Linked DNA regions of Homo sapiens: region 2 is linked to region 1. A link is a loop called in an ENCODE intact Hi-C map of the cell type or tissue named here. Cell type or tissue: CD4-positive, alpha-beta T cell. All regions are shown on one strand. Each heading gives the region's core, and the rest is flanking DNA. Links, peaks and the distances in the headings are about the cores only. Region 1 overlaps DAPK1 (death associated protein kinase 1). Region 2 has its middle 42 kb from the start of NXNL2.

Region 1 (16,369 bases), core at 5,123-13,122:
AACAGGTAAATGAGAAAAATGTTCAATATCACTAATCATCCAAGAAATGCAAATCAAAACCACAGTGAGACACCCTCTTACACCAATCAGAATGGCTATTATTAAAAAGACAAAAAAAAAATAGCAGAAGCTGGCAATGATGCAGAGAAAAGAGAATTCTTATATACTGTTGGTAGAAATATAAATTAGTACAGTTATTATGGAAAATAGCATGGAGATTTCTCAAAAAGACTAAAAATTGAGCTAACATATGATCTAGTAATTCCACTACTGTGCATTTTTCCAAAGGAAAGGAAATCAGTATATCAAAGGGATACGTGCACGCCCATGTTTACTTCAGCACTATTCACAATAGCAAAGATACGGAATTGACCTAAGTGTCCATCAAGGAACAAATGAATAAAGAAAACGTGGTATACACATAACAGAACACTATTTATGCACAGACATAAAACAGAATGAAATCACGTCATTTGCAGCAACATGGATAGAACTGGAGGTCATTATGTTAAGTCAAATAACCCAGGCACAGAAAGATAAATACTGCATGTTCTCATTCACATGTGGGAGCTAAAAAAGTTGATTTTATGGAGGTAGGGAGTAGAATGATAGATACCAGAGACTGGGAAGGCTGTGTGTGTGTGTGGAGAGGGGAATGAAGATAGGTTGGTTAATGGGTACAAACATGCAGTTAGATAGAAGAAATACATTCCAGTGTTCAATAGCAGAATAGGGTGACTATAGTTAACAATGCGTTGTATTTTTCAAAATAGCTAGAAGAGAGGACTTGAAATGTTCCCAACACATAGAAATGATAAAAACTCAAAGTGACGGACACCTCACATAATGTGACTTGATCATTACATACACATTCTATACACGCAATGAAATATCACACGTACCCCATAAATATGTACAAATATTATTAATTTACTCCACAGTCATTTATCAAGCACTTACTGTATGCCAAGTGCTTTACTAGGCGCTGACAATACCCCAGTGTTTAATTTCACTGTTTAGGGATGGTAGCCAGCCATGCTTCAGTCCTGGCTCACTCTGAATATCAGTCTGTGTTGGATTTCCTTCTGGAAGTGACAGATACAGCTCAGGACAAGCTCCCTTTAGGGATGACTTACAACCCTGTTGAAGGGAAACCTGAGGTCCTTCCCTTGGGGCAGGCAGGGCATACCATTCAAATAAGCGTTCTGGATGTCGATGGCCTTGGTGGACTGGTCATCGGCCGAGCAGTGCGGGTGGTGGGTCGGGGCCACAAACACCTCCAGCATCCCTTTGGTAAGACCCGGCTCGAACATCATGCTGCGGCTCCTCACACTCACGTTCTCGCAGCCTGGGTACAGGTTGTTGATGCTCACTGAGACTGCAGGATGGAAAGGATCACATGAGTACTCGATGGGGGCAGCGTGTGCCTGTCTCCCTCCCAGGCTGGCCCTGAGGTTTCCTTTTCTGGAGCACGCCTCTGTCCCCACCCCAACTCTGGCTTCAGGCTGAGTGTGTCTGCCCTCACACGTGCAGGGCAGCAGTGTTCCCAGCAAGGCTGTGGGCTTTTCCGCTTGCTCTACCTCCCCACAACCTTTTCTGCCCCGCCCTGTTGCCCGGGTGGCTGGTCCTAGGGATTGTGTCTCTAGGCTGGCTTGCCATGTGATTTCTGCTTAGGGTCAGCCAACGGGAGGCTGTGGAGAGGGTGGGAGGGCAGAGGTCGGGTTTCTTCCCTTCTCACTTCCTGCTACTTTGCTGATACTCGCAGTCTCTGTCTTCCTCCAGCTCCCACTGAGCGACTTCTCTCTCTTGCACATGAGATTATTATTGCAGGTTAAATGGAAAATGATTTCAGACAGTAGCAGGCCATAGCATTAAATAATGCTGAATCACACACTGTGAAAGCTACTCCTTTTTGAAATTCCCTTGAAGGCCTTTCAGTTGTTCTTGCAGCGAGTCTCCACTTGAGGCCTTCCGATTTTAGCATTTCCTCAACACCTGCTCATCTTCCCTTTTAATGAAGAGGGTGTGGGCATTGGCGTTTAGCGGGATTTTATTCACATTGGTTGCTGTTCACTGCATTTATTTTTACTTATGGCAGTGACACTGGGTTCCCATTTATGATAGGGATATTAACTTTCATTTTCAAATCAATGTATTTTAGTACATTTTAAAAAGTGAGTCAGTTTAAAGGAAACATTATGTAAACAATGGTGAACTTGTGGGTGTTGTACGGGAGCTGAATAACAGAGTCTGGGTCCCCTGCGTTTAGGCATAGAGCCTGTGCTTCCTCACTGTCTCAGTTACTCACTGGCCTGCCCTGCTCCCCGTCTCTCCCACCAGGCTTGTGCAGGCAGAAGCTGCCTTTCTGGTCAGGGCTGTGACCCAGGGCCCACAGAGAGTGCTCTGTAAGAACTTGGTGAACGAATTGCATTGGAGAAGGGATTCATTGATCTTAACTGCAGTACCATTGGTTTACCATTAATACAATAGACATTGCGAGGCACTAAAGAAGTGACCATTTCACCTGGGTATCTGACTTTAAAACAGGCGATCCAAACACCAAGGTAATCCCTTACTTAAAGACCAAAGAGTTAAGACTTTGGACATGGATAATGGGGGTATCCAACGGAGGGGATGAGGAGAAGAAAAGTGGATCCTAAGGGCAGGATTAGGTACAGGGAAAGGAGAAAGGGCACTAGGAGGGCAAGATTTATTCTTAAAAACACCAACACATATTCTATTTCTGTAGGAAAGTTGGCAGATAGGAATGTAAATAGAAAACAAAAGCAAAATGATGTAAGTCTTGATGTCAACATAGCTGCCATTTTAGTGTATTTCTCTGCATATTGTTAATCCCAGCCTGCAAAAGCTGCTGGGTTGCCCAAGAATGGGTCTGTCCACTTCCCTGTGACCTGGAATTTGTGTCTGGGTGCCTGCCTGTCAGGAACAAGCCTTCTTTTAGTGGCATGTGGCCCTGTGCTTAATGAGAGCAGACGTTGGTAAATGGCAGTCATTCCTGCTCCTCGGTGACAGTTTTCGTTGGGAGGATAAAAGGTTAGGACAGGCTTTGTACAAGGTGTTATGAAAACAATAATTTCATGGGGAAGCACCGAAATCCCAGGAAATCATTTTTGTTAGCTACTGCCCCCTGGCGGTGTAACGTGACGGCTCCCAGGAGACCCACTTTACCTGGTCACCGGGAATTCCTCCCGCAGGCTCCTCTCCGCGGGAATAGGAATGGCTTCTTCAAATACTCTTCCTGGACATTCATGCCTCCTATGACCTTGGATGTTTTCCTTCCCACAGCTCAACAGCCACAACCCTCAGTGTCCCCACAGCTGAGTGATGTGTGCAACAGAAAACTTCGAGGGGACCCCGTCCGGTCTCCTGGCTGGGAGCTCAGCCTTGGCCTCCAGCGTTCTCAAGAGAACGGCAGTGGAAAAGGGCCAAAATTCTAAAAGCAAACTTCTTGCTGTCTGATGATATAAATGTTGCCATGTAGGCATCTCTCTCATTGAAGGGAAAAGGGCCTGACAATTCTAGGAGAGGTCACTGGTGTCCAGAGCCCTGGCCTGAAAGAGACCCCAGCACGGCCTGCCAGGCACGAGCAGTGCCCCCTGGCAGGTGACAGTGTTGCTGCTTCAGGAACCAGGCCCAGTCCCTGGAGGCATGCTCAGGAGCGGCAGTTCCTCGGGTGTCTAACAAAGCCACGCTGCTCCGTTGGCCCCCAACACACATACCCTCTGCCAAAGTCCAATCTCCCCAGGCCGCCCTCGCGGTGCCCTGTGCTTGTGCCCTGCTCTGCATTTCCCGGGCGCTGTCTGATGCTGATGTACAAGCTGTGAGGGCAGCAAGTGCCTGGTGACCCGCCCAGTCCAGGGATGGGGGCATCTTGTCTGTCTCATCCACCTCCAAGTCCAGCTGCCGAGCTATGCCTCCTGCCCAGGGATCCCTCAGCCACCAGGCTTCAGGGGCAACCACCAGCGCACACTTCCTCCACCAGGGGCAGGCGGCACTGACTGTGGGGGCCCAGGGACCAGGACAGCTGCCTCCTCCCCAGACCCCACGGCTGGGCTGAAAGCAGCTGGTGTGCCTGCACCTTAGGGCTCTCATGCAGAGGGGCTTCTGCCCCCGCGCCAGGACCCCCTCCCCGATCCCTGGCTAAAGATGCTCCCCCCATGGTGGGGCGTGCAGAAAAAGGGTCACCCAGAGCCACCCTTCACCAGGAACCTGCTGCAAAGACCAGACACAGATACTGAGGAGAAGCAAGGCCATGGATACCTCACCTCTGAGGCCAAGGGCAGAGCCACAGGTGACTCCCAGGACTCCACAATGGGGGCTCCTGGGCATCATCTGCACACCCACTTAGGCCTTGCAAACTTTCCAGATCATGAGCTCATGACCTCTCTCTCTCTCTCATATCCCACCCTCCTAACCACAGAGGTTCAGGCTGCAGTGCCCTTAACCACAGCAGGAGCGTGCTGCCTCCCTCTAAGGGAGCAACTGAACCCCACTTAAATCCTCAACTAGAGCAGAAATCACACTGGAGGCCAGGTGCGGTGGCTCACGCCTGTAATCCCAGCACTTTGGGAGGCCGAGGCAGGTGGATCACAAGGTCAGGAGTCTGAGACCAGCCTGGCCAATATGGTGAAACCTCGTCTCTACTAAAAATACAAAAGTTAGCCTGGTGTGGTGGCATGCACCTGTAGTCCCAGCCACCTGGGAGGCTGAGGCAGGAGAATCACTTGAACCCAGGAGGCGGAGGTTGCAGTGAGCCGAGATCACACCACTGCACTCCAGCCTGGGCAACAGAGCGAGACTCCATCTCAAAAAAAAAAAAAAATAAATAAAATAAATTTTTTTCTTTAATAATAAATTAATCTTAACCTTCTGTCACATTTTTTCCATTATCTACTTTTAAATTTTTTAAAGTTTTGACTCTTTTGTAATAACATTTAACTTAATATGCAAAGACAAAAAACAAAAAAATCACACTGGAAAATGGAAAGGTGTGCCTGTGAATTCCTTATGCAGGGTGTTATTGACAAGCACTGGCTCAGGCACCAGATGTTCTGGGATTTGCCACCTGTGCGCCTCAGAGAAGCCAACTGACCCCTCAAGGCTGCAGGGAAATAGCGGTAAAAACACCTCGGAAGCTGTCACTTGGATTAAATGAGGCGTCCTTCAGACCATATTTCTTCCAGTTCCTGGCACACAGTACTCTATAAATATTGACATATGTATCAGCAATATAATAATATGAATTATAACTCTGTTTTGGTTATTCTTTCTTCTCCTCATTTCAATTCTATAGCTGTGTTCAGAGAACAGAAGTTGAAAAGGGAATATAAATCTCAGCCAACTCTCCGCAGCTACCCATGCTCCCCAGCGTCCTCCCTCACTGAGGGGACGTAAGAGAAACACAAACTTTAGCATCAACCTGGGGAACAGACCTGGCTCTTCTGTGACATCATATACAGAGAATGAATCAAGGCACAAAGCACAAAACTGTCCTGGTTTAGGAAACTCTTGGAAGGTCTCTTATCTTTCCACAAACTCACTCGCTCTGTCTAAAGGAGGATTCAGTTGGAATCACACCCAAGATTGCATCATTTTCTCTTGCTCACTGCCAGGTGTTTCGTGACAGCCCCCTAATGTGAATCAATAACCCTGTCTGTGGAAGGCCCGGAAGGCAGCAAACGTTCCCAAGGAGGGTGGATGTGACCAGAGAGACCATCCCTGAAAACCACTAAGGAGCCTCTGGAAACCTCTATCCAACCTTGAACTGAGCAGGATGGTGCTTCCTGGAAATCCCTTTTTGTTGCTCTATGTATCTACAATACTGGGTCTGCCTGTAGCACTCCAGAAAGAAGGATAAGGGTTGAGGACCCTTCTTGGGCTGCTATTGGATCTGTGCTATGCTTGGACTGTTTGAGTTTGAGCTCTTTTTGTCTCTAAGGCCAGAGCCCTGAGTAGAATGCAATGCAATTTGCAACTGTGTCCCCAAAGCTGACTGTGCAAATTCTGCAGTTTGCACATTTATGAGGATGGACCTTTGTGTCTGTGGCTGTGATTTCAGTGAGGCCCTTGTTTTGCTACTGCCAAGTCAGTCTGTTACTGCTGGACAACAGGCAGCACACACAAGGCTACCAGCCAACCTGGACCTGAAAACCACTAAGGCCACAGGGTCCAGTATAGGCCAAGTGACCCAAACACAACTCCCTTCCCCCCTAGACCTTGAAAGGAGAGAGTGCGGAAGCCAACACCTGCTGGAGAGACGGGGCCAGCATGGAGGTTCCTACCTGTGGGCTTAGAAGCCAGGGGTGAAGGTGGGAACCTGCTGGAGTTGGTGGAAGACAGTCTGGGCCGACGCCTTCTGAAAAAGCTCCTCAGCAGCCCACACTTGAGAGATTCTACAAGGGTGGTTTTCCCGGATCCCGAGTGGCCAAACAGCTTGAGCTTAATTCTTGGCTGCAGGTTCTGTGTGGGTCGGAGCTGCTGGATGAAGAGTCCTCGGTGCGTATCCTGAGCATGGATGAGAAAGAGCCAGTGAGTGACAGAAAAAGAGGCAAATAATGATTCTCAAGATTCCTAATCCCCGGTGTGCAGTTTTTACCCATGCTGAAGATATGTTTCTTTTTTTCTTTTTTGAGACGGAGTTTCACTCTTGTTGCCCAGACTGGAGTGCAATGGCACGATCTCAGCTCACCGCAACCTCTGCCTTCTGGGTTCAAGCGATTCTCCTGCCTCAGCCTCCCGAGTAGCTGGGATTACAGGCATGAGCCACCATGCCCAGCTAATTTTGTGTTTTTAGTAGAGACAGGGTTTTTCCATGTTGGTTAGGCTGGTCTCGAACTCCCGACCTCAGGTGATCCGCCCGCCTTGGCCTCCCAAAGTGCTGGGATTACAGGTGTGAGCCACCGTGCCTGGCGGTATGTTTATTTCTATCTCCAATGAAAACTTTGAAAATTCAGGTAAAATTCACATAACATCAAAGTCACCATTTTCAACTGTGAAATTCAGAGGCTTTTAGTGTATTTTCAGTGCTGCAGGACCATCACTGCTGTCTCCTTCCAGAACATTTGTGTCACCCCCAAAAGGAAGCTCTGTACCCGTGAGCAGTCACTTGCCATTCATTCCCCTCTTTGCTCAGCCCCTGGCAACCATAGAGATGTTTTCTGTCTCTAAGAATCTGCCTATTTCCATTGCATTTTGATGCATGACAAGTTGGATGGAGCAACTGTGAAGCCTTCAATGTGTGTGTGTGTGTGTGCGCGTGTGTGTGTGTGTGACCCCCACACTTTATTTAGAAATTTATCAGAAAAACATAATTGGATGGCCCAAATGTCCACTTCATAACTGTAGGTCTGGAATAGGAACCTTATCTTACTGTTAAATAGCTACTAGCACTTTTGATTTAACTTCATGGCAATGTCACCTGTATGTGAGTATTAAAAATATCTACCATCACTTTTGGTTTCAACCACATGACAACCTAAGAAGCCTAGGAACAGACCTACAACAAATCGGGTGCGGTGGCTCACGCCTGTAATCCCAGCACTTTGGGAGGCTGAGGCACATGGATCACCAGGGTCAGGAGATGGAGACCATCCTGGCTAACATGGTGAAACCCCGTCTCTACCGAAAATACAAAAAATTAGCCGGGCGTGGTGGCGGGAGCCTGTAGTCCCAGCTACTCGGGAGGCTGAGGCAGGAGAATGGTGTGAACCTCGGAGGTGGAGCTTGCAGTGAGCGGAGATCACGCCACTGCACTCCAGCCTGGGTGACAAAGTGAGACTCCGTCTCAAAAGAAAAATAAATAAATAAATAAATAAATAAATTTTAAAATATTAATATATTACTAAACACATAAAATAAAAAGGATAATCAAAAATTTACCCTAATCAATTAAGAGGCTGAAAGAAAATGGAAAGCCAGGAGATGAAGAAAGGTAGAAGCCTTCGATTTAATCATGAAATAGGATCAGCCCTGTCTGACCAGCAAGAGCATCTGTCCCTCTCTGTGTGGAGGTGTCTGGATCCTTTAGGGCAGTAATGGGACAAGAGGATGAGAGAAGGGGCACTCCAACGTACAAGCTCCATGCTGCAGAGGGGGCTGGGAACACAATATCCTCATTACTTTCTTCTTTTTCCATCTGATATGGAGAAGCAGGAGGCTCCACAGAATGAAATAGTTCGCTACTCACTCACTCCTTCATTCATCAACCAGCATTTAGGGAGGCCCTCCAACCCCATGCTAAGCGCAGTGCGGACAACAGGAAAATCTAGATTCAGCCCAGATCCATGGTCTTGGGGAGATACAGACATGTGAACAATTTCACATCTAATACCAAGTAAGAGCTTTTAACAGGATAGTGTAGGCAAGGCGTTCAGTGCACCCAAGGGAACCTGCTCAAGGTTTACGTGATGTGGCTCTGACCATGCCACCCTGGTGTCACACCCCCTCACAGGCCACCATCCCTTCCCACCACTCCTGCCCTGCTCCCTAACAAGGACCTGTTTGGAGCCGTGAGGTGCAGCCTGAAGCCTCTTCCTCACCCTTACCCAGGAGGACCCCCTCTGCTTTAACCTGCTTTGTGGGTTCCCACAAACCCACAAAACCTGTCTTGCCTGCCATCTCCTCCTGGTTGCTTCTTCCCACCATGTGTGGCTCTCCATGGTGACCCCCGACCTGTAATTATGGGGTGCTCTCCCTTCTAGACCAGGAGCCCATCTGCGGGGACAGACGGAATTCCCAGCCCTGGCAGGTGTAGAATCGCCATAAACCAGTGTCATATAAATGACAGAACTCAGAGGGACCCACGCAAGGGCACCTCCATGTGATCTACACCTGGCGGGACCATTCCTTCAGTTCTAAATCCTGGGAGGCGCTCACTTACTTCTGATCTCCTGATCTCTTCCAGCAGCAAAAGCCAGTGTTACTTTTGCTGTTATAACTGCATTGCTACAATCTCATACATAACTCTCCTGAAGGCTTTGATTTTCCTATTTCCATTTGCAATTCCTAAGCCAGGACCAGACTTCCTCAACAGGAACTATACTGACCCCTGGTGGGCACTGTGGAAATCTGAGGTGGCATTTTAGTTCCCACAATGTTGAGGGGATATTCCTGCAGCCAGACGCTGGGTGTCCAGACACCCTGTAACAAAATGCCCCTCACAGCGAAGAATTCTCCTGGGTCCCCTGACTTCTGAGCATCTGATGAGCATTTATATAGGGGAAAAGCCTGTTTACAATCATCTGAGCTGAGAACTTAACTACATTTTACACATCATCCACAGGGTTTTGGGGGCAGTATTTAATATATACTGAGTTATCCACGAATGCTGCTATTTTATAGATTGGCAAATAACTACACTTTGCTTTTTTCCTTTTATCTTTGCTGAGTGCTGTCTCCGATTTCTGGACATCAGCTCAGCACGCTGCTGTGGTGCTGGAGCTGCCATCCCAGCCCTCCAGTGTCCGTGGGCGTCTGTGGGGGTTGCACTCAGTGATCCTGTGCGTGAGTGCAGGGACCTGCTGGGTTTCCCAGCCTCCTCCTGCCTGTGTCCTAGCACATGCATGCTGACATCCAGCATATTTCACTATGCGCATGCTCCCACAAGGTCTGTGTTATATTACAGTTAGGGCATGCTACTGATCTTTTGAAACTATCTGTGTAGTAGGTGCGTCCCTGTCTATAAATTCTACAAGGGAGCGTGACACAAGGTGTGTTGTAAAATGCTGGGGCAGCTGGGGTGGAGGCCACGGCACCAAACCATGATCTGTAGAACACGAGGTGGTCTGTACTCTGGTGTTTTCTTCTGACCTCAAATCCCAACAGGTTCAGAGACAGAGCACCAAAGGGAAAGGAAAGGACTGGGGGTCTTGATAGCAATGTCCCTGACTGATTACCTGAATCAGCAAAAAAGCTGGACAGATTCTATTATGAGGAGTTACTCATTGGGGGTGGCACCTGTCAGGCTGGAAGGAATGGGGCTCTGAATTGTCCCCAGCGCCACGTGCACCAGGTGCGCCCATGCTGCCGCGCTGCCACCGACCCTGGAGCAATTCCACCTCCCAGCCTACTCCAGCCTTCCGCAGCAGCCCTGGGTCTTCCTTGTGAGTCCAAGGCTATACCCACACCATGCCATGCATGAGCACCTGAGCTGCGTCCACTGTGCTGAGCAGTGGTCACCTTCCATGGTGAGCATCCCACAGGGTAGATGCAAACTTCCCCATCTATTCCCTGAACGCAGCTCCTGCCACACAGAGATTCTTGGTACCGGCCCGAGTCTGCTTCATCTGAGACCAGGGGAAGGCAGAAAACTGCTCCTGGTTAAATCCAGTCACTGGATCCCGGGTGCCCCCATTTTGGTAAAGAAACTGTGCCATGAATCTGCCTGCAGCTCTTTCTTCCTGTTTTGTGCCTGTGGATCTTGACACTTTGAGCTTCAGCACACACGTCTGTCCTGTCTGCAGGAATGGGGCAAGCTCATTCCTTCTGCAGGAATCCCACAGGCCCTTCCACTCTCAGGAGACTCGAACCATGGTCAACTACAGACACCGCTGCCCCTGTGAGAGGCTTCTAGAAGCGACTGAACCTGCAGGCTGACTTGCTCCTGTGTATGAGGGCAAGCTATGCCTGTGACTTCCCTGTACTGACAGTCCAGCTCACTCCTTCAAATTCCACGCAGGGCAATGCTGGTTCAGAAGCTCCTGGCAATCTGCCTGTTTCATGGGCCAGCACAATAAATGGAGAAGGAGGGAGGAGGCAGCAGGAGGAGTTGAGACAGATGTGTTTCCTGTCTGCAGCAGTAACTTCCACGTGCACGGCGCCTTCCAGCTCATGCTATGCCTTCACTCACATTCCCTATGAAAACCTCCAAGGAACCTTTGTGGTTAATGCCATCCTCCTCCCTTTCGGATGAGGAAATTGAGGCTTGGAGAGGCCAAGGCACTTGCCCAAGGTGACAGAGCAAAGCCAGAACTCACTACCAGGTCTTCCTCCCACTGCTGGACACTGAAAGGGAGGTGGCAGGTTCCTCAGAAGCAGAGGAGACAGGAACAGACAGGGATGTGCACATTGAAGGTGAACCCCACAGCACTGAGGACCATCCAAGGAGGGCCCCTCACAGTGCATCCCACTCGGAAGGCACTTCCTGAATAGGGCACCCTTTGGAGTGAAATATTGGAGTGCACCTGTCCTTGGTGCACCCCCTTCCCCTCCACCAGGAGCTGTCAGCCTTGGCCAAGATGTGCCCACTCACCCTTCACCAAGTCTTTGGGAAGAGAGGCCAGGAAACTGCGCTGATCTAGACTTACAGAATTCACCATCATCTTGAAAGGCAAAGAAAAGCAAAATATCCTCGGGTATTTCCCTTCACAAGAAAATCTCAGCTGATCCTGGCAGATGACCCCTCGTCCTGCTCACTAAGAACCTTGGGGAATCTAAGCACATCCGAATATATCTCCCTCATTGGTGGAGGCACGTTTTCACGTTTCACTACCAGATGGCGGGTAGGGACGGGTTGTGGCGCAGAGGCCTCTCCCTGGGAAAGCAGCTTTCATCCACGTAATGATCTATCTCCAACTCAGAGAGGGCTCCAGGCCAGGTCTAGAAGGTGCTAGGAAGACTGATTTATTTGGAGGGGGAGTTCAGTAGTCCTTACACAGTGTGTGTTTAACACAAGTTACAAGACAACCCTGAGACCTGGCTGGCACGAAGCCCAGGCTGGTCGGGCCCTCCCTGGCTGGGCCAGGTGGGAGCCATGTGCAGCCAACACCTCTAGGGGAGAGGAGAGGGGACTATGGTGCCACCGACATTTTTGGCTCATGGTTTGAAGTGCTCTCCAGTGTGTGTCCCCTAGGTCTGTGGGTGTGGCTGGAGGGTACTCAGGAGACCTGGGGCATCCAGGGTGTGGGCAAGACCTCCTGCAGTCAGGGCGAGACCAGGCTGGGGAGAGGAGGAGGCAGAACCGAACTCCAAGGAGCGCAGAATTCTGACTCAGAACCTTCCAGGTGGTCATAAGGGTGTGTGTGTGTGTGTGTGTGTGTGTGTGTGTGTGTGTGTGTGTGTGTAGGGTAGAATGTATTTACCTGTATTAGCTCTAATCACATCCTTTAAATATTTACACAGGAGTAGGAGCCTCCCTGGTATTCTTGCCCAAGGCTCACTAAGTAATAGAGCCTGGACAGCCCCAGTCCAAGCACCGTCACATCTCCCCTGGCTGCCAAGATCACCTCCTATCAGGTCCCTCTGCTCCCCATCCTGACCCTGAGGCTCCAGTCTGAGCAGCCGGGAGAATTCCTAAACCTAAGGCAGATCTCACACCTGCCTGCACTTGGCCCAAACCCAAACTCCTCACCCGCTGGGTAAGGTCTATAGAGCTGTGCCGCCTCTCGGGTCATGTCGGGCATTGTTCTCTGCCTGCACACCCAGGTACATCCTCTGACCCTAGCCCAGTTACCCTCCTTCTTTGTTGTTTTATGCTTGAGCTCCTCCAACCCTTCACTACCCGGCCCCTTGCACTCCCTATTCCTCTGTCTTCCTCCAGCCCTTCCTCGGGCTGCTTCCTTCTTCTTGCCCTTCAGGTCTTGGTTTCAGTGTCACATCAGAGAGGTCCTCATCAGCCAGGTGAAAGTAGACTCCACCATCCTCTCATCTCACTTCATCCTGTTTCAATTCCCTGCATGGCACCTACCCCAGGAGGCAGCAACCCTTTCTGTAGAGGGCCAGATGGTCTCTGTGGCAACTCAACTCTGCCATGTAGGAACACCAGGCACAGACAAGAGTGTGTAGCTGTGTCTCAATAAAACTTTATTTACAGAAGCAGGCAGTGGGTTGTAGGCCATTGTTTGCCACCCCTTGACCTGACTTACACATTTTTCTTATCGGTTTCTTGGCTGGGTTCTGCCGATTTTGTTCACTGTGGTCTCTGCAGTGCCTAGAACAGCTCTTACAGTAGACACTGGAAATATCTTTTCAGTGTGTGAGTGAATGAATGTTATTTGGTAACTGTGTTGCTCTTTGAAGCCCTGGTAAATCTCCTAGTTTCTACTTTTCTTTCTTCCAGTACTGTTTTCTCCCTAGCAACTTAGCTTTCACTTTCTCATCAGACAAGAAGACTAAACATTAGCAAGCTGATGGGGAAGACCATTCACGGTCTGGGAAGGCCAGATAAGAGCACTGAGAGGCGATGTGGCCTTGCCCATGTGGCAGGGTGCAGTGAGACTGCACGGATGGTGCAGCAACTTTTAATTACGCAAATGCAGTTTACAGGTGGTGAATTTTTCAATCTGGGCAACTCCCCAATTGTTTTCATTTTTCAAAATATTCCTGGCCACCTTTCTTCACTGTTGGGTCTTAGGTTTAGTAAAAGCAAACTACTTTTTTTTTTTTTTTTTTTTTTTTTGAGACAGAGTCTTACTCTGTCACCCAGGCTGGAATGCAGTGGCATGATCTCAGTGCACTGCAACCTCCACCTCCTGGGTTCAAGCGATTCTACTGCCTCAGCCTCCCGAGTAGCTGGGACTACAGGCACACACCACCATCTCTGGCTAATTTATTTTAATTTTAATTTTAATTTTTTTTGTAGAGACGGGGTTTCACCATGTTGGCCAGGCTGGTTTTCAACTACTGACCTCAGGTGATCTGCCTGCCTCAGCCTCCCAAAGTGCTGGGATTACAGGCGTGAGCCACCGCACCCAGCCTACTTTTAATTTCAGGCTTACGGAAAATCTGATTAGAAGGATGGCCAAACAAAATAAAAATAAGCCAACTCCTCAACCCCCTTGAAATTCTTATTTTAAAATCAGATAAGAATGGAACTTGCAGTGATTATAGTAAAAATGGGTGCTGATATAAAAATCTAGATCAACCCCTTTCCCATAGAAGGGGTCCCTCCTTTCTTCTAGAAGGAGAACTGGGTTTGGCTGAGCAACAACACAGTCCTCAGGCAGGTTTGGACAGCTGCCCAGGGCTCTGTTACTGACTGAGCGCAAGGAAGTAGAAGGTACAACTTCCCTCTGTGATAAGGTGGTACCTACAGCCAAGCGCGGGCTCTCAGGGACCCCCAAAGCAATGATGAACCTATCAACAACCTTTGGTAGGGAGAAGCAGACTTCATCTCTAGCATTTGCTGATTCCTGTGGTGCAAATGCTCCCTCCCTGGCTGATTTCAAGACTCCCATGTGATGTCACCAGGTTGGGAAAACAAGCTCGGCGCTCAGGGACAGCACCAGAGGCTCCTGCACACTACTGCCCGAGTTCACTTAATGTGGAGGTGCGTCAGAGTCGATCCCATGCAGCTCAGCCCTGCCCCAGGTTCCTTCTTCCCCAAGAGCTGTAGCCTTGGCCTCAGCAGTCTTCAGTCTCCTGCCCCTTGAACTCTCCAGTGATCAAAACAGCCAGTCCCTCTCCCCTGCACATCTTCCACTGCTGCGGGCAAACAGGATGATTTTGGTTCTATTTCCAGATGCCAAATCCCATTGCTTCCCTAGCAAATATAGTTTAAAGACACATTGCTAGGCAATGTCAACTGATGAAAGCTGACAGCGTAGATAGAAAGTATTTCTTTTGCTCAATTGGCCCATTTGGAAACCAAATAAAATGGCAGGCAATGTAGGGCCACCATCCTCAGCTGTCCCAGATACAGACCTCTCCCCAGGACAGCGCTTTGGATCAACCTGCAGTGGTTCTTGCAGAGTGTGGTAGCACCCTAGGGGTTGAGAGAAAATGTGTGGAGGGATTCTTTTGGTTTTCACAATATGGCTGTAGGGAATGCTAGCATGTTAGATGCTTGGAGGCCAGGGACAAGAAACATCCTGCAAGGACAGGGCCTCCCAGTCACCCAAACTGCCAACAGCACCCAGTGAGAAACACTGGGGAATATCAAGGAGAAATGACATGGAAAGGAAAATGGTCCTAAGATGCTCTGCAGGGTGAATGACTTCTTCTTTCCCTTCCCCTCCCCGATCATGTACCCGATTGTCTCCTCCTCCAGGTGACCCAAGTTAGAACTGCAGGTCAGTCCCCTTCCTGGTGTCCTCCACAGGCATTGCCTGCTTCTGGGCTCCCCACAATCCTCAGCGATGCATTCTCCAAGGAAGCTGCCGCGACAGCTCAGTCATTTCCAATAACCAAATTCCAGTACCGGGTGTGCCCAGGTGCCAAGCAGTTACTTGCATGGGGATTTATATTCATACACAAGGAAGAAAGACCGCAATTAGCAATGCTTGGCAGACAACTCCTCCCATTATGGCTAATCAGGGGCTAACGTCAAGAGCCCACTGAGGGATGATGAAGACAAACAAATTCCAGGGACTCCTTGAACACAGCATCTAGAAGATTCTGAGGGAATTAGAACCCTGGGCCTCCCCATGGGAAGGAGATCCCTGTGCACTACAAAGCAGGTGGCTCAGCACAGGTACAGCAGCCAGTGTGGAAAGGACATATCCCATCAGGCCAGGAATCTGCCCTGGAGCCCCCCGAGCCCATTGATTAAAAGCAGATCACAGGTATTTCCAGGTCAGGTCAGGACCTCAGGTCTGCACTGATTAGTATGTTGCTCACCTCTTTGAATCCAGGTTTCCTGCAGCAACATTCCCCTCTGTAAACCTTTACAAACTGTGTGTTGTAAAATCACAGTGCCCACCACACACACTGAGCGCTCAATGGTGGCTGTCATCACAAATGACACTCAGGGTGCCCAGCCACAGGGGCCACTGCTGCACCTCACAGCTGTTCCAGAGTGGTCTGCGGGGTTCCAACAATAACAGGAAACACGTGGTGCTTACTGTGTGCAGGCAGTGTGCAAGGGACATCATCTACATCGACCCATCCAACCCTTATCACGGTCGTGGGAGGTAGCAGCTGACTCAACCATTTGACAAGCGGGGACACTGAGGCACAGAGCTGTTGAACAGCTTGCTAGCTCACCTAGCTAGAGCGTGGCGGAGCTGGAGTTGGATCCCAGGCCATCTGACCTCCAGTCTCTGCTCTTAGGCACTACTCTGTACTTTGCTTCTACATAAAGATGAGGGGGGACTTTTCACTGGACTCTGGGTGCTAAGGGGGATGTTGTCCTTTAATTAGGGCATTAAGATGACTATTCTGACCAGGTGCAGTGGCTCACGCCTGTAATCCCACTGCTTTGGGAGGCCAGAGTAGGAAGATCACTAAAAGCCAGGAGTTAGAGACAGCCTGGGCAATGTATTGAGACATAGTTGCTAATACAAATGTTAAAAATTAGCCAGGTGGGTGTGGAGACACGTGTCTGACGTGCCTGTAGTCCTAGCTACTTGGGAGGCTGAGGCAAGAGGATCACCGGAGCCCAGGAGTTTGACGCTGCAGTGAGCCCTGACTATGC
Region 2 (16,369 bases), core at 3,621-11,620, 900 kb before region 1:
TTGCTTTTGATATTCCTGGACACTTGGCAAGGAGTAGAATTTGTTTGTAACACACTGCTGCTGTGTTTATGCACATGGTTGGAACACATTCAGGGAAATTGTACCACAAAAGCCCAAGAAAAGTAATTCCCAGTGGTGAAAATAAACATGGTTTCTGGAGAAAATGCTACATATAATCATCACATGTTTGTCTGGATTCAAGAGAATGTTAAAATCACTTCTCAGGGAAAAGAACTCATCTAGGATAAGTGCACAGAATTGACCATTTTCCAAAACAATGATGGCAGAATTTCAGCTCTGTCTGGTATTATTGGTGTGTGTGGCTCAAAAAGAAACTTAAGAAAATAATTTATCCATGGAAAACTGAGTTGACCTGCTGAGGTGTGTCTTTACTGCTAATGTACATACATGTGAGGAGGGACATAGCCATATAACCTAGACTTCATAAAATGAAGTGAGAATGTGTTTTCTCATTAATTTATCAAGGGTTCTGTGCTTAATGACATGTAAGTGGTGATCTTTATGTCTCACCATTCAGAAACGAGATGTCATGAATTAAGATTTCAAATAGAGCTGAAGCTGTTGCCTCTAACCCTTCACCCTCTTCTTCAGGACCCATTTCTGAACTGACTTAGAAATACAACAGGAGAGGCAAGGCATGGTGGCTCACGCCTGTAATCCCAACACTTTGGGAGGCCAAGTCAGGCAGATCACTTGAGGTCAGGAGTTTGAGGCCAGCCTGGCCAACATGGTAAAACCCCATCTCTACCAAAAAGACAAAAATTAGCTGGGCATGGTGGCGTGTGCCTGTAATCCCAGCTACTCGGGAGGCTGAGGCAGGAGAATTGCTTGAACTCGGAAAGTGGATATTGCAGTGAGCCCAGATTGTGCCACTGCACTCCAGCCTGGGCATCACAGTGAAACTTCATGTAAAAAAAAAAAAAAACGGAAATGCAACAGGAGAAAATACACACCCACACCCCATACCTCATTGTAGCTCAGGAGACTAGCCACAGGTGAACTCCCCTGTCCTTAGAGCCTCTAGGAACTTGGGCTGATAGCTCAGATGGCTCAGACTCAGGAGGATTGATGACTGATCCTCCCTGAGTGGATGGTTTCTTAGCTTCAAACATGTTTTTTCTCTCTGGACATTAAGTGACTGTATTTTTTCGTTCAGGCTGTCATAACAAAATACCACAGGCTGAGTAGTTTAAACAACAGACATTTATTTCTCACTGTTCTGGAGGCTGGAATTCCAAGATTAAGATGCCCGGCAGGATTAGTTTCTAGGCAGAGCTCTCCTCCAGGCTTGCAGACAGCCGCCTTCTCTTTGTGTTCTTGCATGGCTTTTCCTCAGTGAACGCACACACTTCCTGTTCTTATAAGGACACTGGTCCTATCAGATTAAGGCCCCACCCTTATAATCACATTTATAGTTAATTACTTCCTTCCTCCAAACACAGTCAGTGATGAGTTGTAGGACCTCAGGCAAATCACCTCGACAGCCCTTGGCTTCTTCTGAGATGATTTCATGTTTAGAAATACTAAAAACAGACTGGCTGTCAGGCTAAAGAATTGCTTCTTAGTTCCACCAGCTTCTTCCCAGTGATGCTTTCGGATGATTCTGCAGGCAATTGGATTGCTTCCACCAGATGGCTTGGAACAGAAAGTGCAGGCATGGAGAGAAGGTGGCCGCATGTATTAGTTGGCTCCGGCTGCTGAAACAAAATACCATTGACTGAGTGGCTTACAGATAAAAGAAAATTACTTTCTCATAGTTCTAGAGGTAGGGAAGTCCACATCAAGGTGTCAGCTGATTTGGTTCCTGGCAAGGGTTCTCTTCCTGGCTTGCAGACAAGTGCCTTCTCAGTGTGTTCTCACATGGTGGAGAGAAAAGAAGCTCTTTCTCTTCCTCTCCTTATAAGACCACAGTCATATCAGATTAGGGCTACCCTGTGACACATTTAACCCTAATTGCATTCTACAGACCTTGTCTCCAGACACAATCACATTGGGCGTGAGGGCTTCAACATATGAATTTGGTAAATGCAGGACACAATTCAATCCACAGCAATGATAAACCACCACCACCACGACCAAAGTCTAGCTTTCATCCCAAAGCATCAGAGCAGCACAATCTCAGCACCATCCTAAGATTTCATGCCCCCAAAGCGGGGGTGTCTGTGTAGGGTGGAGTCACCCGTGAACAGTCAGACCCCTCAGATGCTGACCAGAGACCAGCGGGGTGATGGAAATCCACTTTAGGGCCAGATTACCATGCAGCGTCAAATACCATTATTCCTGCTCGACCTAAGAAGAGTGAGCTATGGATTGGAGGAATTCAGAGAACATTCCCTCTCACTCTTGGAAGTTGTGCCCTGCTGAAAGAGTGAACCCTGATATTCCAAAGGAACTAAGAAGATAACACTGAGTGGGTCTCCACGAGCATGCCACGCATTAGGGCTTTCATCCACGTTTGCAGTGCAGCGGTAACAAATGCCGCAGAAGCAGAGACTTGAACAGTGCTGCACAGGCTTAGAATCCCAAAACCACCATGGGAATGAGCCCAGTCGGGCCTGCCAGGGGATAAGAGGCCACAGAGAGCAGCATCAAGGTGTCCTAGCTGCCTGGCTGCCCACTGGCCACAGACACATGGAATTGTCCAGTAGAGACCATCAAGCTGGCCCAAACTAGAAGAAATGCCCAACCAACTCCTAGACTAGTAAACCAAAGAAAAGGGGTATCGTTGGGCCAGGCTCAGTGGCTCATACCTGTAATCCCAGCACTTTGGGAGGCCAAGGCGGGAGGATCCCTTGAGGTCAGGAGTTCGAGACCAGCCTGGCCAACATGGCAAAGCCCCATCTCTACTAAAAATACAAAAATTAGCTGGGTGTGGGGCACATATCTGTAATCCCAGCTACTCAGGAGGCTAAGGCACAAGAATTGCTTGAACCCAGGAGGTGGAGGTTGCAGTGAGCCAAGATCGTGCCACTGTGCTCCACCCTGGGTGACAGAGCAAGACTGTCAAAAGAAGAAAGAAAGAAGAAAGAAAGAAAGAGAGAGAGGGAGGGAGGGAGGGGAGGAGGGAGGAAGGAAGGAAGGAAGAAAGGAAGGAAGGAAGGAAGGATTGTTTTAAGCCTCTAAGTTTTGAGATATTTTGCTATGCAGCAAATAGTGCTTAATACTTGCTAATGGTGCAATCTCCCAACTTAGACTGCTTTTCTTTTTTTTCATTTTTTTATTTTTTTGAGATGAAGTCTCTCTCTGTCGCCCAGGCTGGAGTGCAGTGGTGCGATCTCGGCTCACTGCAAGCTCCGCCTCCCGGGTTCACACCATTCTCCTGCCTCAGCCTCCCGAGTAGCTGGGACTACAGGCGCCCGCCACCATGCCCAGCTAATTTTTTGTATTTTTAGCAGAGACAGGGTTTCACCGTGTTAGCCAGGATGGTCTGACCTCGTGATCCGCCCACCTCGGCCTCACAAAGTGCTGGGATTACAGGCGTGAGCCACTGCACCCAGGTCTAGACTGCTTTTCTAATGAAGAACATCCTCCCCTTCCCAAACAAAATTCCATTTCTTTGTACAAATATAGGACTAGAGAGTAGCAAAACCTCCTGCAACTCAAATATTCTTCCAGAAGCCAGGTGAGGAATGACAGAAGTAGTGAATGAGAACCCCGAATGAGCTCTGGGGTGGGGAGTGGTGACAGGAGAGGAAGCCGAAGTCCATAAGGAGATGTGCCAAAACCACTCCTCTCCATGGGCTGCAGCCACCAGAACCGGCCACAAATGTGGTCATCTTGCCCATGGTTAGGCTCACCTTGAAAAACAGAACCTTCTCAACTGTAGAGAAAAGCATAGACATCAGCAAGTACTTATGTGCAGCAAAGTCCATTCCACAATATGTTCTTACTGATCTGGAAACAACACAGTCACAAATAAATGGGTTAAGAAAGTGGTTGCAGCCGGGTGCAGTGGCTCACGCCTGTAATCCCAACACTTTGGGAGGCCGAGGTGGGCGGATCACCTGAGGTCGGGTGTTTGAGACCAGCCTGACGAACATGGAGAAACCCCGTCTCCACTAAAAATACAAAATTAGCCAGGCATGGTGGCACATGCAGGCGCATGCCTGTAATTGCAGCTACTCGGGAGGCTGAGGCGGCTGAGGCGGGAGAATCGCTTGAACCTACGAGGCAGAGGTTGTGGTGAGCTGAGATCACGCCATTGCACTCCTGCAGCCTGGGCAACAAGAGCGAAACTCCATCTCAAAAAAAAAAAAGAAAAAGTGGTTGCTTCATTTAAAATTACTCATGCTCACTATTGCCAAACTCCCCCCAAAAGTGGTAGCATTGCCTTTGTCTTTGGACACACTGGGTGTTGGAGGTCATTGATGAGGAACTCCTTGTGGACCCCCAGCCAGCTTTGTCCTCTTGGTTTCAGTGAAGCTCCAAATAGGCTTCGCCCATTTCTTGCAGTGGGTAGCTGCAGACAGAAGCTCCTTCCAAGGCAGTGGCTGGGACAGCAGCTAAAAGACTTAACTTGGCAGACACTGTGAGTCAGTGCATGAAAAGGCCGGTATGGAGATACAGATTAATTACATAGGGAAAAATAGCAACTGCCCCGAGGAGAAAGCTGCACACAGCACCTTCACCAGGTGAGCCGGGTTAGCATCATCAGTCATGCCACATACTGGCCTTATGTGCCCTCTGATACCACACACTGAGGAGGATACCACGTCACTCTTATGATATTCTTGCAAAAAATAATGCATAAGCTACATTTAATCAGGAGGAACGTGCCACAAAATCATGGCCAGTACTCTTTAAAAAAAGTCTGAAGGTCATTAGAGACAAAGAAAAGTTGTGGAACCATTCCAGACTAAAAGAGACCAAGGACATTTGATGACTTAAATACAGCATGAGATATTGGACTGGGTCCTGGATCAGAGAAAGACATCAGTGGGGCCATGGATGAAATCTGAAGAGCATGGGTGGATTCGTTAACAGTACTGCATCAATGCTAAGTCCCTGGGATTGACTATCTTAACATAATTATGTGAGGTGTAAACACTGGGGAAACTGGGGTAAGGCATACAGAAAATTTTTGTACTGTTTTTGCAACTTTAAGTTCCAACTTATTTCAAAATCAAGTTTAAAAAGTAAAGAATAAAATCTCTTTAAAATTTAACAAGAAGAGAAAAAAAAAGAGAGAAGCTCCCACCACTGTTGGCTGACATCTATGTTCTTTAAATTTAGTGGGAAAGAAATGATCAATTTTGGCCAGGCAAGGTAATCCTAGCACTTTGGAAGACCGAGGCAGGTGGATCACCTGAGGTCAGGAGTTCGACACCAGCCTGGCCAACATGGTGAAATCCCATCTCTACTAAAAATACAAAAAATTAGCCAGGCCTGGTGGCTGGTGCCTGTAATCCCAGCTACTTGGGAGGCTGAGGCAGAAGAATCACTTGAACCCAGGAAGTAGAAGTTGTAGTGAGCTGAGATTTCACCACTGTACTCCAGCCTGGGCAACAAGAGTGAAACTCCATCTCAAAAAAAAAAAAAAAAAGAATTTTTTTTTTTTGAGATGGAGTCTTGCTCTGTCACCCAGGCTAGCGTGCAATGGCGCGATCTTGGCTCACTGCAACCTCTGCCTCCCAGTTCAAGCGATTCTCCTGCCTCAGCCTCCTGAGTAGCTAGGACTACAGGCGTGTGCCACCACACCCGGCTAATTTTTTTGCATTATTATTTTTTTTAGTAGAGATAGGATTTCACCGTGTTAGTCAGGAGGGTCTCGATCTCCTGACCTCGTGATCCACCCTCCTCAGCCTCCAAAATTGCTGGGATTACAGGCGTGAGCCACCGCGCCCTCCCATCATTTTTTAATTCATTTGGCTACCAGCCCTCAGAAGGTTAAGAGATAGCCATATGGTGGACATTTGTTTGGGGCCACCCTGCATAACCCACTCACCCCCTTCTCTCACCCCGGGTTTTCATTGCGGAGTTTATTTTTCCCTTGACTCGCAGTCATAAGACTCTGGGGAAGGAGCTGCTAACTCCAGCCCTAGAAAAGAGGTGTGTGGCCCAAGCCTACCCAGCAGCATATTCAGTCTCCTTGGCCCTGGTGACACTCCACAGAGGGCATGTGACAGCAGGAAGTAGACTTAATTCTGAGCGTTTGGCTTAAGCATCAGGAGGCTGTCACAACCAGCCCCACCTCCACTGGACTTGAATAAGCTCAATGGGGACCAAAGCTACCTCTGTGACCAGCTGCTGCCAGGAGGGAGTCTGTCCCAGCAAGAAGCCAGCCCTGAAGCTGCAGAAATGAGTCCTGCCACAGCACCCAATCCCTAGTCAGGCCACACCTGACTCCACCCCGTGGGTCCTGTAACTAGAAGAGGTCAGGAAGCCCCCCGTCCTTCAGGCATTCCGGATTGCAGGGGCCTCCCGCAACCAAGAGAGCCATGTTTAGCTGAGTTCCATCTCCTGCTGAGAAAGTCAAGATCAGCCAAACCACATGCTGCAGTGTCAGAGTCTCGGGTTATGAAAGGCGGCATCAGTGGGGTAGTGAAGACAGGAGGAAAGGGCAGAGAGGCCACCAGTGTGCCTCTGGGAGGACAAACGTTTTACATTGGCCAGCGTGCCCCCATATTTTGGTGTTCTGACAACCCACCCACTTAATCAGCAAGAAATCGAGACTTTCCTGTGATCCCCATGTCCAGTTCATCCTTTGCAAGTTCCTGGGCGGGGAGCAGAGTGGCTGTCACATAGACAAAGATGTAGGCCGCCCACCAGCGCCTACTTCTCCAACTTCAAGGTCCCCTGCTCCATCCACTGCTCCCCAGATGGCCTGGGCATCCTTGAACGTGGCCAGCCCTTTCCCCGTGAATCAGTTCCCTGTATGGAGTCCAGGTTGCTCAGAAAGGCCTGTGGACAATGTCTGAGCCCCAGTCGAGGCTGAGCTCCACCAGTTCCTGTGCCCTAAGGAAGTCAGGAGATGGGGCTGAGCGCCCAGCCTTCCGGAGGTCGGAGCCTGCTGCCTAGCAGATGACCACGAGGGGGCAGTGTGGAGCAGTTGGTAGGCCGGGCCGGCGGCTCCTGGCTGACCAGCCGGACCGGACTTCCCAACCTGAAATCCAACCGGAGGGAAAAGAAAATACACAGCCAGCGGCAACAGCCAACCCTGAGTGGCGGGGTGGCAGATTATGTTTATTTCCCAAATGTCCTGTAATTGATAAGTAACTGATTACCAAATAAATTTTATTACTAAAATGAAAGAAAGAAGCCAGATCAGTAGATACCTGTTTTTCTGCATTGCTTGTATCCAAATTCACACATTTGTCCAACTGCAAAGATCCTGACCAGGTGTCACGGACCACTCCAGGACCGGCAGGGACTGCTTCAGGCAAGGAAGATTTGTACCCCTGGGAGCCGCTGTGCCCGTCTCCACCTGGGGTCCAGCGCAGCCCACCTGGGGTCCGGGAACCCTCGCCTTGAGGACAGGTGTCTCTTATCCTGCGTCCAGTTATTTTGGTTGTGATGGAACTCCATTTTCTCTTGGAGATTAACAGCGCCTGCACTTTGTATACTTGAGGACATTGCCAGGGGTGCCCTCTACCACCCCACTCTTAACTTGTTTTCATAGCGACATTTCCCAAATTCTCAGTCATTTCACGTGAAGTCTTCCCAATTTCTCCATGGATCCACTTCAACCGTGAAGACACTGGACACAGAGTGCCATGAGGACTGAATATAACGGCAGGGGCCTGCGCCTAGGGGCGGGTCCCACAGCAGGACACTGCTCTTGCTGCCAGACCCACCGCTGGACCCAGGGTTTCTAGGCACTGATGACTCCCAACCACCCAGGATTCTTGTTATGGACAGGATCATGTGCCCGTAGTTCATATGTTGATGCCCTAAATCCCGATATGGCTTATAAATGGCACTTGGAAGGACATATTGGATTAGAGACTCACACTTTTGAAATGAGGTCATAAGTAAGTCCCTGATTCAATATGACGATGCATCCTTAGAAGAAGAGGAACAGATGCACGGTGCTGCGCTCGCTCGCTCTCTTCTCTCTCTCTCTCTCTCTCTCTTTCTCTCTCCACATAAGCACAGAGGAAAGGCCATGTGAGGACACAGTGTCCACAAGCCAGGAAGCAGGCCTTCATCAGAAACCAGATTTGACAGCACCTAGATCTTCAGCCTTCAGAACAGTGAGAGAATGAATGTCTGCCATTTGAGCCCCCAGCCTGTGGTATCATGTGAGGCAGCCTGAGCTGGCACCTGCAGTTCTCTTAGGACCGTAGACATGCTCACCTGGAACAGAGGCCACCGTGTCCATTGTCTGTGCAGGGCTGTTCTCACCCCTGCCCGGGGGTGCATCACAAACACCTGATGGTCTCATGCCGCCCCCCCCGCCCAGTCACAAACACACACACCCCATCCATGAGCAGTAGAAATAAGCATCCAGGAAAGGAATCAGGGAGCTAATTCCTCTTCCTAATGCTAAGAATTGCTCAGAAATACATGCACTTTTAACCCTCACTTGTCTGGGGCTCTGACAGACCTCCCTCTCTGGACGGCAGCTGTGTGTGCTTCAACCTGTTTCAGCACGGTCACCCCACTCCCCTGCTTCCTCTCTGCTCCTCATGGCCAGGACACCTCGCAAGGACCCTCCCTCACCCTCTACCTTGAGGGCAGCCATAAGCAGTAGCCTGGGGCTTGGGAGTTGGGAGCTGGGACCCCCCCTACCTACCACTCTATGGGTGGTGGCTCACCCCAGTTGGGGATAAGGCTGCAGGGAACACAGTGTTGGAGCCCCTTAAGCATGGCCGAGAAGAAGCACTTCATGGAGACACTCAGGCAGCAACATGGCAGGGGCTGTGTCTGGTGCTCAGGCTCTTACGTCCCAGAGAACCCAGAGGAAAGCAGGGCCGACCTCCCTGCTACGGGCTGCCTGTAGTCTACTCCATAGTCCCAGGAAAACAAGCTCTGCCCTTTCCCTTTGAGGGGCTGGTGGAGAAGGGAGCAGTCCCAGCCAAGAAGACACAAGTTGTCCTTCTAGGCTTGTGGGCCCCGAGGAATAGCTGCCCCTCCCGCACCTCCATTGGCCATTCTCCCTCTTCCCCTTCTCCCCTCAGGAGAGCAGACATGTCTCCCTTGTCACCTGCTAGCAAACTGGAAGTCTCTCTCCCTCCTTCAGCAAGCACCCCTGGGAGACTTTATCTTCAGCAGACAAGGTCTTTGCTCACCCTGCACGGGGAGAATTCAAGAGGCCTTGGACATCACGAGGAAACCTGGCCCACGTGGGAGCTGGGGGTCTAGGGCCACCACATAAGTGTGAGTCCCCAACGTGAGAAAGAAGCAGCCACCTGTTGAACCAGGTATAAAAGGAGTCGAGAAACCTTGAGAAGTCTAGGTCCATCGCTGTGGGTTCACATGTCGGGAGAGTCAGGCGCATTGGGTTTTTGTTTGTGGTTTTCAATATTTTGTTTGTTTGTTTGTTTGTTTTGTTTTCTTTTTGAGACGGAGTCTCGCTCCATCGCCCAGGCTGGAGTGCAGTGGCACAATCTCGGCTCACTGTAACCTCTGTCTCCTGGGCTCAAGCAATTCTCCTGCTTCAGCCTCCCAAGTAGCTGGGATTACAGGTGCCCACCACCACACCCAACTAATCTTTTGTATTTTTTAGTAGAGACGGGATTTCACCATGTTGGCCAGGCTGATCTCGAACTCCTGACCTCGTGATTCACCTGCCTCAGTCTCCCAAAGTGCTGGGATTACAGGTATGAGCCACCGTGCCTGGCCTAATTTTTTTATTTTTAATTTTTGTGGGTACATAGTAGGTGTGTATATTTATGGGGTACATGAGATGTTTTGATACAGGCATGCAATGCATAATAATCACATAATGAAGAATCGGAGTATTCATCCCCTCAAGCATTTATCTTTTGTGTTACAAACAATGCAATTATAGTTATTTTTAAATGTACAATTAAATGATTATTGACAGTAGTCACACTGTTGTGCTATCAAATATTAGGTCTTATTTATTCTTTGTATTTTTTTGTACCTATTAACCATTCCCACCTTCCTCCCAACCCCACTTTCCTTTCCAGCTTCTGGTAACCAACCTTCTACTCTCTATGTCCAAGAGTTCAATTGTTTTGATCATTAGATCCCACAAATAAGTGAGAACATGTGATGTTTGTCTTTCTGTGCCTGGCTTATTTCACTTCACATAAGGGCCTCCTTTTCCATCTATATTATTGCAAATGACAGAATCTCATTTTTTTAATGGCTGAAGAGTACTCCATTGTGTATATGTACCACGTTTTCTTTATCCATTCATCTGTTGATGGACACTTAGGTTGCTTCCAAATCTTGGCTGTTGTGAACAGTGCTGCAATAAACATGGGGGTGCAGATACCTCTTCAATATACTGGCTTCCTTTTCCTTTCTTTCGGGTATATACCCAGCAGCAGGATTGCTGAGTCACATGGTCACAGCACATTGTTAATGAGCACAGACTCGCAGAATGCAGGACACGGATGGTGCGGGGGGAGAACAGCTGCACTCTCGGAGTGTCCAACTCCTCTTCAATATCTTTCCCTCACGTAATTCACAGCAATGGCTTCAAAGGAATAAGAAGGGGAGGGTGAGCTTAGTGCCAGATCTTTTAATGACCTCCTCTTAAGCTTAAAAATGCAGTTGCAAAATCAAAGAGTCCTACAAAAAGAAATTATTTAAAGTAAGTTATGCAACGTGTGCCCTTTGGAAAAACAGCAATGTCCTTAGAGTTATGCCCCCAGGATGGTGGGGACAGGCCCTACATCTGCAAACACATGTGCTCAGACCACCTGGCCCCTGCCAGGATCCCCCGCCCCTGGCCGTCTGCAAGTTTCCAGTCTTCGCAAAAATCCATTCGAGTCTGGAAAACATTCCTCTCCCCAACAAGCTGGCTCCTTCCCTCTATTCAGATCAGCTAAAAATCCTCTTCCTAAGGATCCAGCCCCAAATATGCTGTATAAGGAAGTCCCCACCTCAAAATCTCCACTGCCCTATTTCTTACTGAAATTCCTGTGGACAAAGGACAGACAGAGCTCAACATCATCTCTCTGCACACTGACATAAATGCATATCTAATTGCTTCCTTTGGAACAACTAATCAGAAACTCAAAAGAATGCAATCATTTGTCTCTTATCTACCTATGACTTGGAAGCCCCCTCCTTGCTTCGAGTTGTCCCTCCTTTCTGGACCAAACCAATGTACATCTTACATATATTGATTGATGTCTCATGTCTCCCTAAAATGTATAAAACTAAGCTGTGCCCTGACCACCTTGGGCATATGTCATCGGGACCTCCTGAGGCTGTGTCACAGGCATGTCCTTAACCTTGGCAAAATAAACTTCCTAAATTGATCAAGACTTGTATCGGATACTCTTTGGTTTACAGTATGGTACCACATTTGTGTATCCATTCATCAATTGACAGACATATGGGTTGCTTCCAGTGTTTGACAATGGTGAATAATACTGCTATGAACATTTGTGTATATGCCTTTCTGGGGCATATGTTTTCAGTTCTCTTGGGTGTATATATATATGAGTGGAATTGCTAGACCATATGAAAACATTTAACTTTTTAAAGAAACCACTAAACTGTTTTACAAAGAGGCTGCACCATGTTACAATCCCAGCAGGAATACAGATGTTCCAGAGGCTCCACATCCTCACCAATACTTGTTATTAACAGTCTTTCTCATTCTATCCATGCTAGTGGCAGGGAGGTGGTATCTCACGGTGCCTTTGATTTGCATTCATTTGATAACTACTAACGTTTAGCACTTCTTCACATACTTTTTGACCACTTGTGTATTTTCTTTGGAGAACTGTCTATACAGATCTTTTTTAAAATTGTGGCAAAATGCTCATAACATAACACCATCCTAACCATTTTAGTGTACAGTTCAGCAGTGGTAAGTATATCTGCACTGTTGGGCAACCCATCTCCAGAACATTTTCATACCCACTAAAAACCGTGCCCCATTTCCCCTCCTCCTGCTCTTGGCAACCACCAGTCTACCATTTCCATGCATTCAACCACTTGCTCGTGAGTGCAATGAGTAACTCTCTTCAATCCCCTAGTGTGATGATCCTATATAAAACATGTCCATTTTATTATGGAATTCTTTGGGGCACCAATCTCTGTTAGAGCATTTCTCCAATATCACCCAAGATAGTATGAGTATTTCAGGTTTCAAGACTACTGTATGGCCAGGCACAGTGGCTCATGCGTGTAATCGCAGCACTTTGGAAGGCTGAGGCAGGGGGATCACTTGAGCCCAGGAGTTCGAAACCAACCTGGACAACATGGCAAAACGCCTTCTCTACAAAAAATACAAAAATTAGCTGAGCATGGTGGTGCATACCTGTAGTCCCAGCTCTCCGGGAGGCTGAGGTAGGAGGACTGCCTGAACCCAGGAGGTAGAGGCTGCAATGAGCTGAGATCTTACCACTGCACTCCAGCCTTGGTGACAGAGCAAGACCTTGTCTCAAAAAAAAAAAAATTGACTATTTTATGTCCTTCAATCAATCATAGGAACAATTTCAATAAATGTTCAATAGCAAGCTAGTAATTGCCCCTCAGGTGGGAACTCCCTAGCCCACAGGTAAATCGGCCCTTCAGGCAATATTAATTGGACACATTAATGGGATTGAGCAAGATTACCCAGGCCCACACAGGGTGCTAATTTCAACAGTACAGAACAGAGGCTGCAGTGCTGGCAGCAAAGTCTCTGCACAATGGCCTCTTGTGGGACACAGACTGAGGCTTATGGCACCAGCCTGTGAGCACATCCCGGCCACACGTGAGTTAGATCCATCTCTGTCTTGGGCGCCTCTTCACCAGGAGGATTAAAGAACAATATCCAGGGTGCTGTCAAAGTGCCGGACCTCCTTCTCCTAACTCAGATACTCTTAGGGTGACATGGGGGATGGAGAGCTAAGGTGTCCGTCATTAAAGCGAGGCTCAGCCTCACCTCAGAGGGATACTCATGATCCCCCTTCACCTCCCAACACCTGGGTCGCAGCACAGGCCGATCGCCCTGTGTTTTGCCGGGGTCGGCAGGAGCTTCTGCTGCTGAGCATGTCGCCTGGTAGGGGCACGGCTCACCCAGTCTGAGGGCGTCTCCAAAGGCCCGTCATTCGTCACATGTGTGACTACCTGCAGGGTGTACTGTGCATGTTTAACACCCAGCTGCAGGAGGAGCCGCTACTTAGAAGTGTTGTCTGATTTCTGCTCTGTGAATACTCCCCCATGGCCCATTTCAGGCCCGTTTCCTACTATAGGTGGGAGGCCGAAGAAAGGTTCACAGGAGAGCCCTAGGAGCTGTCCCCACCTAGGATCTACTCCACCCATCCACAGAGTCAGAACATGTTTGTCCCAAGGGCAGGCACAAGGGCTGGCATAGAGAAAGCCCCCAGTAATACAATCGAGTGAATGAATGAGTGCACGCCCCAGAAACAACACTAACAAAAGTGTTAAAGGTTCTAGTGCTATTATAACGGAACTTGGGGTCAGCTATTTAGGGACACGCCAACAGGAATCAGATGCATTCTGTCTGGAGGTGGGCTATGGGGGACTGAGGGAGGGAGAAACCGCCTTCTCTGGGCACGTGCTCCTCAGCCTTGGGACACCTATTCACCTTCTCCATTTGTTTGGGGACCAGAAGCCACTCAAGTCTTCAAGGAAGAGATAAACATGGGCCCTGTGTGGCCACCCCCTCCCTGCGTGCCCTCTGATGGTGAAAATGTTTCTCTGAATAGATGTGGTCCTGGCTCTCCTGGCTGAAGGTCTCCGGTGGAGACGTTAAATGGGCAAGGCACAATTCTGAGGAGGACTGGCCTGAACCCCCGTCTTGCCCAGTGAGATGCCCCCAGGTGTTCAAGGATTCATGGTGGGACTGGGCCCCTCCTCCTGACGGAGCAAAGCTCTTGGTGAATTACACAGGACTGGACTAAACCTACTGACACAGGAACTTGCCATTTAGTTTAATTCAACCCTTGCTTGGAAACAGGAGCTCTTGCCATAGCAACGGTGGAATCACAAGATTCCCTGCCCACTCCACACGCGCAGCACAGTTACCAGAGCCAAATTGTGGTAGGAGAGAAAGAGAATTTCAACAGGAAAATAAAACATCAGTTCTGATTCTGCCAGCTAGCTTTAAGATTAATAAGGTATTTAAGATTTTCCCATGTACAGGCCTCAACATTCTTCCTGCACAGTGGAGGCATCTTCCAAAGCACCTATAGCTCCAAGCTCTGATCATTTGAAAGCATCAAAACAGGGCCAGGAGCTGTGGCTCACACATGTAATCCCAGCACCTTGGAAGGTCGAGGCAAGTGGATCACCTGAAGGTCAGGAGTTCGAGATCAGCCTGGACAACATGGTGAAACCCTGTCTCTACTAAAAATACAAAAAAAATTAGCCTGGCATGGTGGCACGCACCTGTAGTCCCAGATGCTCAGGAGGCTAAGGCTAGAGAATCACTTGAACCCAGGAGGCAAAGGTTGCAGTGAGCTAAGATCACGCCACTGCACTCCAGCCTGGGCAACAGAGCGAGACTCCGTCTGAAAAAAAAAAAAGAAAAGAAAGCATCAAAACAGTATTGGGGACCTGGCACCGGTGGCTCACACCTGTAATCCCAGCACTTTGGGAGGCCAACTCGGGTGGATCACCTGAGGTCAGGAGTTTGAGACCAGCCTGGCCAACATGGTGAAACCCTGTCTCTACTGAAAATACAAAAATTAGCCAGGCATGGTGGTGCACTCCTGTAATCCCAGCTACTCAGGAGGCTGACAGAGAAGAATCGTTTGAACCCAGGAGGCGGAAGTTTCAGTGAGCCAAGATCCCGCCACTGCACTCTGGCCTGGGCGACAGAATGAGACTCCATCTCAAAAAACAAAACAAAACAAAAACCAGTATTGGGCTCTTCCTGTTAAATCTGAGATTCTCTGAAGCTAACCAAATGAACCAAGCATTTACATAATGTTTGCTGCGTGCTGGATGCCCTTTTAAGAAGTCTGCATATATTCACAATCCATCTATTCCCCCAACAGCCTTATGAGATAGGTGTGATCATTATCTCCATTTTACAAATGAGGAAACTGAGGCATGATGAGGTAAACAAACTTGCCCAGGAGTTTGCATTTAAATAAAGGATTCAAACCTAGTACATCTCCATATTCTATTCACCAAAAAGGAAAGTACATCTTTGAAAATTAAAAACAAGTAAAACCTGCCAGGCATGGTGGCTCACGCCTGTAATCCCAGCACTTTGGGAGGCCAAGGCATGGGGATCGCTTGAGGTCTGGAATTTGAGATCAGCCTGGCCAACATGGTGAAACCTCATCTCTACGAAAATGCCAAAATTAGCCGGACATGGTGGCACGTGCCTGTAATCCCAGCTTTTTGGGAGGCTGAGGCAAGAGAATCACTTGAACCTGGGAGGCAGATATTGCAGTGGGCTGAGATCACACCCCTGCACTCCAGCCTGGACAACAGAGCCAGACTCTGTCTCAAAAATAAAAATAAAAATAAAAAAATTAATTAATTAAAAAAAAATAAAAACAAGCAAAACCAAGAGTGACACCCTATGAAAAACCACCGAGTACACTGCAAACTACGCAGGTGGGTGGACAAAGCCCTGAATGGGCATGGAGGTTTGCAGACATGAGGCGCCCTGCAGAGGTCTGCAGAAAAGACAGCACATTGCTGGGAATGGCAAGATCTGGGGGCAAAAAGTGCAGAAGAAATAGCATACAAAAAACAATCTCTGCAAATAACCGAAATAAAATATTAGCAAATCTAATTCTAAAACATATTAAAATAATAATAAATCATGGCCAAATAGAATTTATCCCACAGGAATGCAAGGAAAATTCAAATTAAGAATCTATTAACACAATTCACTATATTAATAAGTCAAAGAAGAAAAAACCACATAATTGTCTGCATACAGCTAAAATGGCACTTTAAAAATTCAGAATTCCTGATTAAAATTTTAAAACACTTAATAACAATAAGTGCATATTATGATACAAAGCATATCTTAAACCAAAAATAAGTATTAAACTTGATATCAAAACATCAGACATATTTTCATTATGTCTCTGCCATTATTAAATGTCAATTTAAGGCAAGAGAAAACCCGAAGAGATGAAAAATTATACTAAGGAAGGCAAAATTGAAAGATGGCACCTCCATGTGCTTGGGAAATCCAGATACAACTGAAATGCCTTAAAAACAATAAGGTTGCTGGCAAGAAACTACATACTGCACAGAACTTCTTTTCTATATATAAAGTTTG

The links. Hi-C counts contacts between places; a loop is a spot of excess contacts. Peaks named below come from ENCODE experiments on the same cell type or tissue, not always from the same donor. Only the 100,000 strongest peaks of a DNase experiment are listed, where the experiment ranks them.
Region 2: it touches region 1 in a loop (29-fold over the local background); 24 of 110 quality-filtered maps call a loop at or near these places.

Annotation. Positions count from the first base shown.
Region 1 is chr9:87,671,560-87,687,928 of GRCh38, reverse strand. DAPK1 (death associated protein kinase 1) reads right to left here. Exons shown (of 26, transcript NM_004938.4): 20 at 6,303-6,525; 21 at 1,190-1,378. Among named protein-coding and RNA genes, the nearest start is that of CTSL, 46 kb to the left of the region's middle. In CD4-positive, alpha-beta T cell, for the core only: CTCF peaks have their summits at 8,866 and 9,067 (motif pointing left); a DNase peak (open chromatin) is centred at 9,058.
Region 2 is chr9:88,569,348-88,585,716 of GRCh38, reverse strand. It overlaps a transcript of NXNL2 not described here. Among named protein-coding and RNA genes, the nearest start is that of NXNL2, 42 kb to the right of the region's middle. In CD4-positive, alpha-beta T cell, for the core only: CTCF peaks have their summits at 6,848 and 7,048 (motif pointing right); a DNase peak (open chromatin) is centred at 7,046.